Linked DNA regions of Homo sapiens: region 2 is linked to region 1. Evidence: read pairs that join two places in POLR2A ChIA-PET (ENCODE). Cell type or tissue: OCI-LY7. All regions are shown on one strand. Links, peaks and the distances in the headings refer to the core of each region. The heading gives the core; the rest is flanking DNA. Region 1 has its middle 22 kb from the start of RASSF2. Region 2 overlaps SLC23A2 (solute carrier family 23 member 2).

The links. ChIA-PET counts read pairs that join two places held together with the same protein. Peaks named below come from ENCODE experiments on the same cell type or tissue, not always from the same donor. Only the 100,000 strongest peaks of a DNase experiment are listed, where the experiment ranks them.
Region 2: POLR2A ChIA-PET joins it to region 1 with 5 read pairs; 5 of 35 experiments call an interaction of 5 or more read pairs at or near these places.

What each region holds. Positions count from the first base shown.
Region 1 is chr20:4,843,174-4,847,569 of GRCh38, forward strand. No RefSeq gene overlaps it. Among named protein-coding and RNA genes, the nearest start is that of RASSF2, 22 kb to the left of the region's middle. In OCI-LY7, for the core only: no CTCF peak of the experiment used is centred there; no DNase peak of the experiment used is centred there.
Region 2 is chr20:4,960,200-4,964,595 of GRCh38, forward strand. The region is part of intron 2 of SLC23A2 (solute carrier family 23 member 2); the gene reads right to left. Among named protein-coding and RNA genes, the nearest start is that of SLC23A2, 39 kb to the right of the region's middle. In OCI-LY7, for the core only: no CTCF peak of the experiment used is centred there; a DNase peak (open chromatin) is centred at 2,152.

The sequences.
Region 1 (4,396 bases), core at 87-4,086:
CTTTTCTCTATGGATATCTAGTTTTTCGGCATCATTTGATGAAAAGACGGTCTTTTCTCCTAATAAATGGTCAAAATAAAAACCATTTAACTGGCCGGGCGTGGTGGTTCATGCCTGTAATCCCAGCACTTTGGGAGGCTGAGGCAGGTGGATCACCTTGAGGTCAGGAATTTGAGACCAATCTGGCCAACATGGTGAAACCCCATCTCTACTAAAAATACAAAAATTAGCTGGGCATGGTGGTGAGTGCCTGTAATCCCAGCTACTCGGGAGGCTGAGGCAGGAGAATAGCTTGAACCTGGGAGGCAGAGGTTGCAGTGAGCCAAGATCATGCCACTGCACTCCAGCCTGGTGACAGAGCAAAACTCCATCTCGGGGGGAAAAAAAACAACCATTTGACCATATGTGTGAGGGTTTATTTCTGGGTTCTCTATTCTATAACATTGGTCTATCTATCTGTCTCTATGATAGCACCACACTGTTTTGATTACTGTAGCTTTGTTCAACTATGTATTTTAAAGCAAATTTCGGACACCATGTCATATCACCCCTACATATTTCAAAGCACATCTCTTAAAAATATGCATGTGCTCTCATCTAACCACAATTTGACACATGCTTTATCTCTCCACCTTTTTTTTTTTTACTTCGTGAAAGTATTTTAAATATAATTCTTTTTCTTTTTCTTTTTTTTTTTGAGACGGAGTCAGCCTCTTTTGCCCAGGCTAGAGTGCAGCGGCACGATCTCGGCTCAAATGCAACCTCCGCCTTCCAGGTTCAAGCAATTATTCTGCTTCAGCCTCCCAAGTAGCTGGGATTACCATGCCTGGTTAATTTTTGTATTTTCAGTAGAGACGGGGTTTTGCCATGTTGACCAGGCTAGCCTTGAACTCCTGACCTCAAGTGATCTGCCTGCCTTGGCCTCTCAAAGTGCTAAGATTACAGGCATGAGCCACTGTGCCCAGCCTTTTAAAGAGAATTCTTTAAGCACAATTATCAAAATGTAATTTTTTATGGCACAGGATCCCTGCATACAAATGTAACTTTTAAATTAACATATTTGGTTGATGAATTAAATGAAAGGATGGCCAACACAGGAAGCTAACAGATAGTGGAATAACAAGTACTGATTTTAAAAAATAAATAAATAATAAAACAGCAAACTAAGAATCTTTTCTACTAGACTAAGATATCACTGACATGTCAGAGTAAAAAAAGTTATGGACACGAGAAACATCAGAATGTACTGTACCTTAGAATGAAATCTCACAGAAAAGAACTCTGTCTAAAAACAAACGACTCAGGCTGGACACGGTGGCTCAGGCCTATAATCACAGCACTTTGGGATGCAAAGGCGGGTGGATTGCCTGAGACCAGGACTTCAAGACCAGCCTGGGGAGCATGGCAGAACCTCATCTCTACACAACATATTAATACAAAAATTAGCTGGGTGTGGTAGTATATGCCTGTAGTCCCAGCCATTTGGGAGGCTAAGGTAGGAGGATCCCTTGAACCTGGGAGGTCAAGGCTGCAGTGAGCTGTGATCATGCCACTACACTCCAGCCTGGGTGACAGAGCAAGGCCTGTCTCAAGAAAAGGAAGGAGGGAACGAAGGAAGGAAGGAAGGAAGGAAGGAAGGAAGGAAGGAAGGAAGGGGAGGGGAGGGGAGGGGAGGGGAGGGGAGGGGGGAGGGGAGGGGGGGAGGGGGAAAAAAAACCAAATGACTCAAAACAGAGATATCAAGTTGAGACAGAGTAAAGAAAAGAGGAAACAGTGGTGAGCAATAGACCTTTCAAAACACATAGTGAAATCTAACAGGCTAATACACTGTATAAAATTGTGTAGTATAAGCACACAGTAAGAATTTATAGCTAGAAGAAAGAATACAAGAGAAATTCAAATAATCAGCTGAAATGAAGAGTATTAACTTATCTCTGCAAAATTTAGGAGTTATGCCACACGTGATGGCTCACGCCTGTAATCCTAGCACTTTGGGAGGTCGAGGCAGGCGGATTGCTTGAGCCCAAGAGTTTGAGACCAGCCTGGGCAATATGGTGAAACCCCATCTTTACAAAAGATACAAAAATTAGCCGGATGTGGTGGTGCATGCCTGCAGTCCCAGTAACAGGGAAGCTGAAGCGGGAGGATCACCCGAGCCTGGGAGGTTGAGGACTATTTGCCGAGATTCCAATATGGATTTGCCTTATTGTAACAGAGACAGATAGATCAGTGGAAGAACCAATCATAAATATAAATTCCAGAAGCATAAAACACTTAAATGTAAAATATTAAATGATAAAAATCAAGAATGAAGTATCGGACCACACATACAACCTAGGGATGGAGAAATTATCTAAAAGAAAACAGGAAACCCACTTGCTCTGCAGATCCAGATAGTTAACTAAGCATTTATAAAAGCTTTTTATGTATTATGGATATTCAAATCTTTATCTGTATTGCAAATATTTTTTCCCAAATTTATTTGTGTGTAGACTTTAATTATCTCTTGCCAAGAAATAGCAATAGGCAAATAAATTTGGGAAAGAAATATTTGCAATACAGATTAAGAGTTAAATACCCATAATACACAAAAAATAACTCTCACAAAACAAAAGATAACCTAAAAGACAAATGGCAGATGACCTGTGCAGCAAATCACCATGGCACATGTTTACCTGTGTAACAAATCTGCACATCATGCACATGTACCCCGAACTTAAAATAAAAGTTGAAGAAAAAAAAGAAAAAGAAAAATGATAAAGAATATGAATAGAAAATCCATAGAAGGGCAAATCGAAATGGCTGAGAAATAGAAAAGAACTACTTGAACACATTCGCGATCAAGGAAACACAACTTCAAGGAAATACCACTTAAGGTACCATGAAATGTATTTATTAGACTGACAAAATTTAAAACGTAACAGCATTATTGACAGAGATGAAGGAGTGCGGAATCGGGTAAGGTACTTTCATACTTTCTGGTGGAAATGTAAATTATTATAGTTTTTTGGAAGGCAATCTGGTAACGACATCCCTTAAAATTTAAAATACCCGGCCTGGCGTGGTGGCTCACCCCTATAATCCCAGCACTTTGGGAGGCCGAGGCGGGCAGATCACCTGAGGTCAGGAGTTCAAGACCAGCCTGGCCAACATGGTGAAACCCTGTCTCTATTAAATACACAAAAATCAGCTGGGCGCGGTGGTGTGTGCCTGTAATCCCAGCTACTCGGGAGGCTGAGGCAGGAGAATTGCTTGAGTCAGGGAGGCGGAGGTTGCAGTGAGCCAAGATTGCGCCATTGCACTCCAACCTGGGCGACAGAGCAAGATTCCGTCTCAAAAAAAAAAAAAAAAAAAAAAGGAAAATGAAAAATACCCGTACTATTTAGCCCAGCAATACTACTCCTGGGAATGTATTTTATCATTTGTTTAAACCTAGATAAAACAATGTTTGTTATAGCTATATGTGACGGCTAAAAACTAGGAATATGAGTATCTCTCAACTTTGAATAAGCTACGGTGGATCTACAGCAAGGAATACGTGAAATCATCAGGAAAATTAATTAGAGTGGGACCAGCTAAATTGTAGGGATTTCCACAAGATATTGCTCAGTAAACAATGCAAGATGCAGAAAAGTGTGTATGAGAGCAATGACAAAACATGAAGGAATATATGTGTGGTGTATATGTGTGCGTACATGTAGAATAGCTAGCTAGCTAGATGTTGACAGGGTTATGAGCATAGAGAAATGTGTGAATGATACCAAGCCCATTGCTCACATGGAGCAAGGCAGGAGGATGGGCAGAAGGAGAGGGGGATGGCAGAGGAGAAGCAAACAGAAGAGATGAAAAAAAACTGCACTAAAAAGGAGTCCATGTGCATAAGATCTTGGTTATGTTAAATTGTATCTTGATGCATAAAATATGAAATCTGTATCTTCCCATTGGCAGAAATGCCCCCACCATATTGTCAAGTGAAAAAAGCAAGTGGCAGTGTAGTATGCTTCTATTTATAAGTGATACGAATTGGGATTTTGAGGCTCACAGTGCCTCAAAGGGGTTGGAAGGTTGGAGCGGCAATGGAGGAAGAGTCTTCTTGTCGTTCTGCTGGGGGATGTGTCTGGAGACAACACTGGTCCAGTTAAGGCAAGGGCTGCCTTGGTATGTGTGTAGGTTGGGGTAGGTGTGGGGGTGGTCATTGTAGACTTCGGGGTACAGCTCAAAGCAGATGCCTAAATCCCACTATCTGAGTCATTCCTTCAGTCTGAACCTGTGGTTCCAAGTCTGGTTTTATTTTTCCCAAGGATGGAAGGTTCTGGAAGACTTTGTCTACTAAATCATGTCATTTGTTAGGCAAAACCTCTCCCATCCTGGACAAAAGGTGGCAATACATATGAGG
Region 2 (4,396 bases), core at 116-4,115, 120 kb after region 1:
AAACACAATTATCATTTCACATTCATCAGATAAGGCTAGAATAAGAGTTTAGTAATATGAAGTATTGGCAAGACTGTGAATAAACAGGAATTCCTGTATCTTGTTGACAGAGAAGAAAATTGGTTCAAATACTTGGGAGAACCACTGCTAATATTTAGTTGGTTGAAACTGTGTATGCACTATGATCCAGCAAGGCCAGTTAGCATACTTCACCCCAGAGAAACCCACCCAGATGAAGACAGTCATTCTGTTCATTATGCTATGTCAAGAGGAGAATATCTAAGTTATGCTATGCTTAATCAATGAAATAAAATACTGTAGTTAAAATAAACGAACTCTAGCTACTTGGACCAACATTTGGGAACATTTTCCAGAGTGATTAAGTAGGTTGTAGCGCACGCGCACACGCACACACACAAGATCTACTATTTAAGGTTTTAAATCACGCAATCATTATTATATGTTGGTTTGTGAATATATAAGCATGTAACACAAAAGTAAAGACACGGACTGTAAAGGTACCTCTGGGAAGAAGAGAAAGAGGGAGATGAGGCTAGCAGAGAGGACAAACCAGGTATCTGAAATGTTTCAATTTCCTTAAAAAGCAAAAACAAAATACCTGAAGCAAAAATGACATGTTTAGATTTATTAGGTCTGGGTATCTAGCAGGTAAGTTTTCATTCTTTAGTTTTCTTTATATTTGAAATGTCACAATTAAAAGCAAATGTTTAACCAAAGACTATCTATCTTTAAAAGGATATACAGTCTGAACACACAAAAACTGGTAAAAGTGGCTGCCTCCAGAGATGGAAACTGGGACAAGGACCAGACAGGAAGGAGGCTTATTCTCCCTGCCTGGCCTGTCCTCATGCACATTCTGATTACACATCCTTTTTTTTTTTTCTTTTTCTTTTTTTTTTTTTTTTGAGACGGAGTCTCGCTCTGTCGCCCAGGCTGGAGTGCGGCGGCACGATCTTGGCTCACTGCAACCTGCACCTCCCAGGTTCAAGCAATTCTCCCTATAGGCACGTGTCACCATGCCCAGCTAATTTTTTGTATTTTTAGTAGAGACGGGGTTTCACCTTGTTAGCCAGGATGGTCTCGATCTCCCTGACCTCATGATCCGCCCACCTTGGCCTCCCAAAGTGCTGGGATTACAGGCGTGAGCCACCACGCCTGGCCTATCTATTTTTTTAATTACAAATAAATTTTACGCCCTCTTTATCTCCAATCCCCCAGAGTGGGGCCTATCTAAAGCAAGCTTGTCCAGCTCTCGGCCCAGGACAGCTGTGAATGCAGCCCAACACAAATTCGTAACTTTCTTAAAACATTTGAGATTTTTTGCGATTTTTTTAAAGCTCATCAGCTATCATTAGTGATAGAGTATTTTATGTGTGGCCCAGGGAAGCCAAAAGATTGGACACCCTTGATCTAAAGTATTTTTATTTCAGATAAGGACAGGCCACTGAACACATGACTGAGATTCCAGCCCTGACTGTGCCATTAATGATGGGAGGAGATTTAATTTTGGGGATGATTTAACCCCCTCCAAGTATCACATCACTTCTAAAATATTGTCTTTTATGAAAACACAAACATATCCCCCTCAGCCAGAGAATCTCTAACTAAGCCACAGGGAGCGAAAAGCAGTTCTCATATAACCCTGATAGGAAAACTTTTGGAATTTGTTCGGACAGTTCCACACAGACCATCTGCAGTGATTGCCTCATAGCCTCTGTGGGTAGAGATGTACGTAGACAGTTGCCCTTATGCAAGGCAGCATGAGGTGAGAGAAGGGCAGGAAGTTGGGGGAGTGCTTATCTGATCACTTGTTTTCTTAATGAACTAAGAAGCAGAGGTCATGGCTGAGAGTAAAAAGGCTGGGAATGGGATTGGACAGAAGTGACTATGGAAGAAGAAAAACGATGAGAAAAATGATATTATTTTAAAAAAAAAAATCAAAGTCCAGCTGAGCCCAGAACTCATAATATGAAATAGAGAAAGTCACCTTGTTATCTGGTTTCTCTCCAGCAGAGTTCAACCACCCCCGCCCCAAAAAAACAGAATAGTTAAGACCAGGGCACTGAGGGAGCTTGACAAGTTCTGGAGACAGCTCAGAGAGGGAGGAGACCATGTTAGTAAGATGGCAGCCACGTGATTTCCTGTGGCGTCCATAGCAGGTAAAAAGGACTGGGGAGGCAAGAGGAAGCCAGAGAGCACCACAGAGCTGGAGCACCAGGACCAATGAAGGGGAGGAATGAGAGCTAGGGAGGACAGGGTGTGTAGACACACTCCCAGCTCAGGATCCCAAAGTGCTGTCTGGGAGACGACTGGGCCTTGGAGAGCTGATATAAACTGGAAGTAAAACTACCTGCAAAAGGTAAAAGGTCAGTGAGGTCCCGTGGCCGGATAAGCCAATGACTGAGAGATGATGCTAGAAGACACAGTGGAAAGAAATGTGGCAGGCCAGGAGCCAACATTCAAGGGGCATAAAGAAAGGTCAAGAAGTTGCTAGATGGCCTGGCGCAGTGGTTCACACCTGTAATCCCAGCACTTTGGGAGGTCGAGGCAATGGATCACCTGAGGTCAGGAGTTCGAGATCAGCCTTGCCAACATGGTAAAACCCCATCTCTACTAAAAATACAAAATTAGCCGGGTGTGGTGGCATGCACCTGTAATCCCAGCTACTCAGGGGGCTGAGGCAGGAGAATCGCTTAGAACCAGGGAGGCGGAGGTTGCAAGTGAGCCAAGATAACGCCACTGCACTCCAGCCTGGGTGACAGAGCAAGACTATCTCAAAAAAAGTTGCCAGATGATGGCAAAGAGGAAAAAGGCTTCAAAACTAACAGTGGTAGTTGAATTAAGGCTGGAGGACACAGCCTGCTATTCCCTCTACCTGGAAATACTGCAACACCTGGAGAATGTAAATATCAATTCCTCAGCAAATCCTTTCCACATCTCCCAAAATCCAAACCACTCACTTCACTCTTTGCTATTCTCCCAAAGCAAGGAGCACAATTCATGCCAAATGTCCTTCGTTATCCAAAGTTATGCTTTTCTCAAGTTCATGAAGCCAACCAGGGATCCACGTTTTCTGGGTCTATCCAGTTCCTAAATTGTGATCAGCAGAAAATAAGCGAAGGGTATATACCTAAAGATGTATCCAGCAAGCCACCAAGTCAGGAAAGCAGGTGCTCTGGCATGCTGGCTTCAGGACCCCTTAGTCACAGCCACTTAAAAGTAGTCTGCATGGCTATAAGAATCCCTAAGGCTGCCATAACTCCTTTAATATGATTCTCTGTGTTGCCAATAGGAATATGACCATATGTAAGCTTTCTTATTAAAAAAAAAAAATGTAAAAAATCTGACCAGGCACGGTGGCTCACGCCTATAATTCCAGCAGTTTGGGAGGCCAAGATGGGTGGATCACTTGAGGCCAGGAGTTCAAGACCAGCCTGCCCAACATGGTGAAAACTCGTCTCTACTAAAAATATAAAAATTAGCCAGGCATGATGGCACACACCTGTAGTCCCAGCTACTCCTGAGGCTGAGGCACCAGAATCACTTGAACCCAGAAGGCGGAGGTTGCAGTGAGCTGAGATCGTGCCACTGCACTCCAGCCTGGGTGACATAGTGAGACTCTGTCTCAAAAAAAGCAAAAAATCAAAAAGGCAGAAATAAAATAAAATGTACCATTTATAATTTACACAACAAATTGTAATTGTAAATTTAGTAAATAATTTTTAACATCCCGTTAACATGCAAGCACTTTGGATATACTGCTAGTGGGAGTAATAATTGCCATTAACTTATTTTTTTTTTTTTGAGATAGGGTCTCACTCTGTCGCCGAAGCTGGAGTGCAGTGGCACAATCATGACTCACTGCAGCCTTGACCTTCCTGGGCTCAGGTGATCCTCCCACCTCAGCCTCCCAAGTAGCTGGGATTGTAGGCACATACTAATTTTTCTATTTTTGGTAGAGATGGGGTCTCCCCACGTTGCCCTGGCTGGTCTTGAACTCCTGGGCTCAAGCAATCCGCCCACATCAGCCTCCCAAAGTGCTGGGATTATAGGCGTGAACCACTGCACCCAGACATAACATTTTTAGATGGTAATTTAACATCACCAATCAAAGGCTCTAAAAATACACATAGCCTTTGACCTAACAATTTTACTCTTAAGGAATTTATCCTAGCAAAATAATTAAAACAGGCTTAAATTTTTCATTTTGTGAGTGTTCATTAAAATAATGCTTAAGAGTAATCCAAAACCGGAGGGGAAAATATTAATGCCTAAAATAGAGGACTGGTTGGTACAATTGTGGGCACATTCTTATATGAGCATATTACAGAGATTAAAACATGGGTGACTGACGTGGCAACGTAAGGAGTGCATT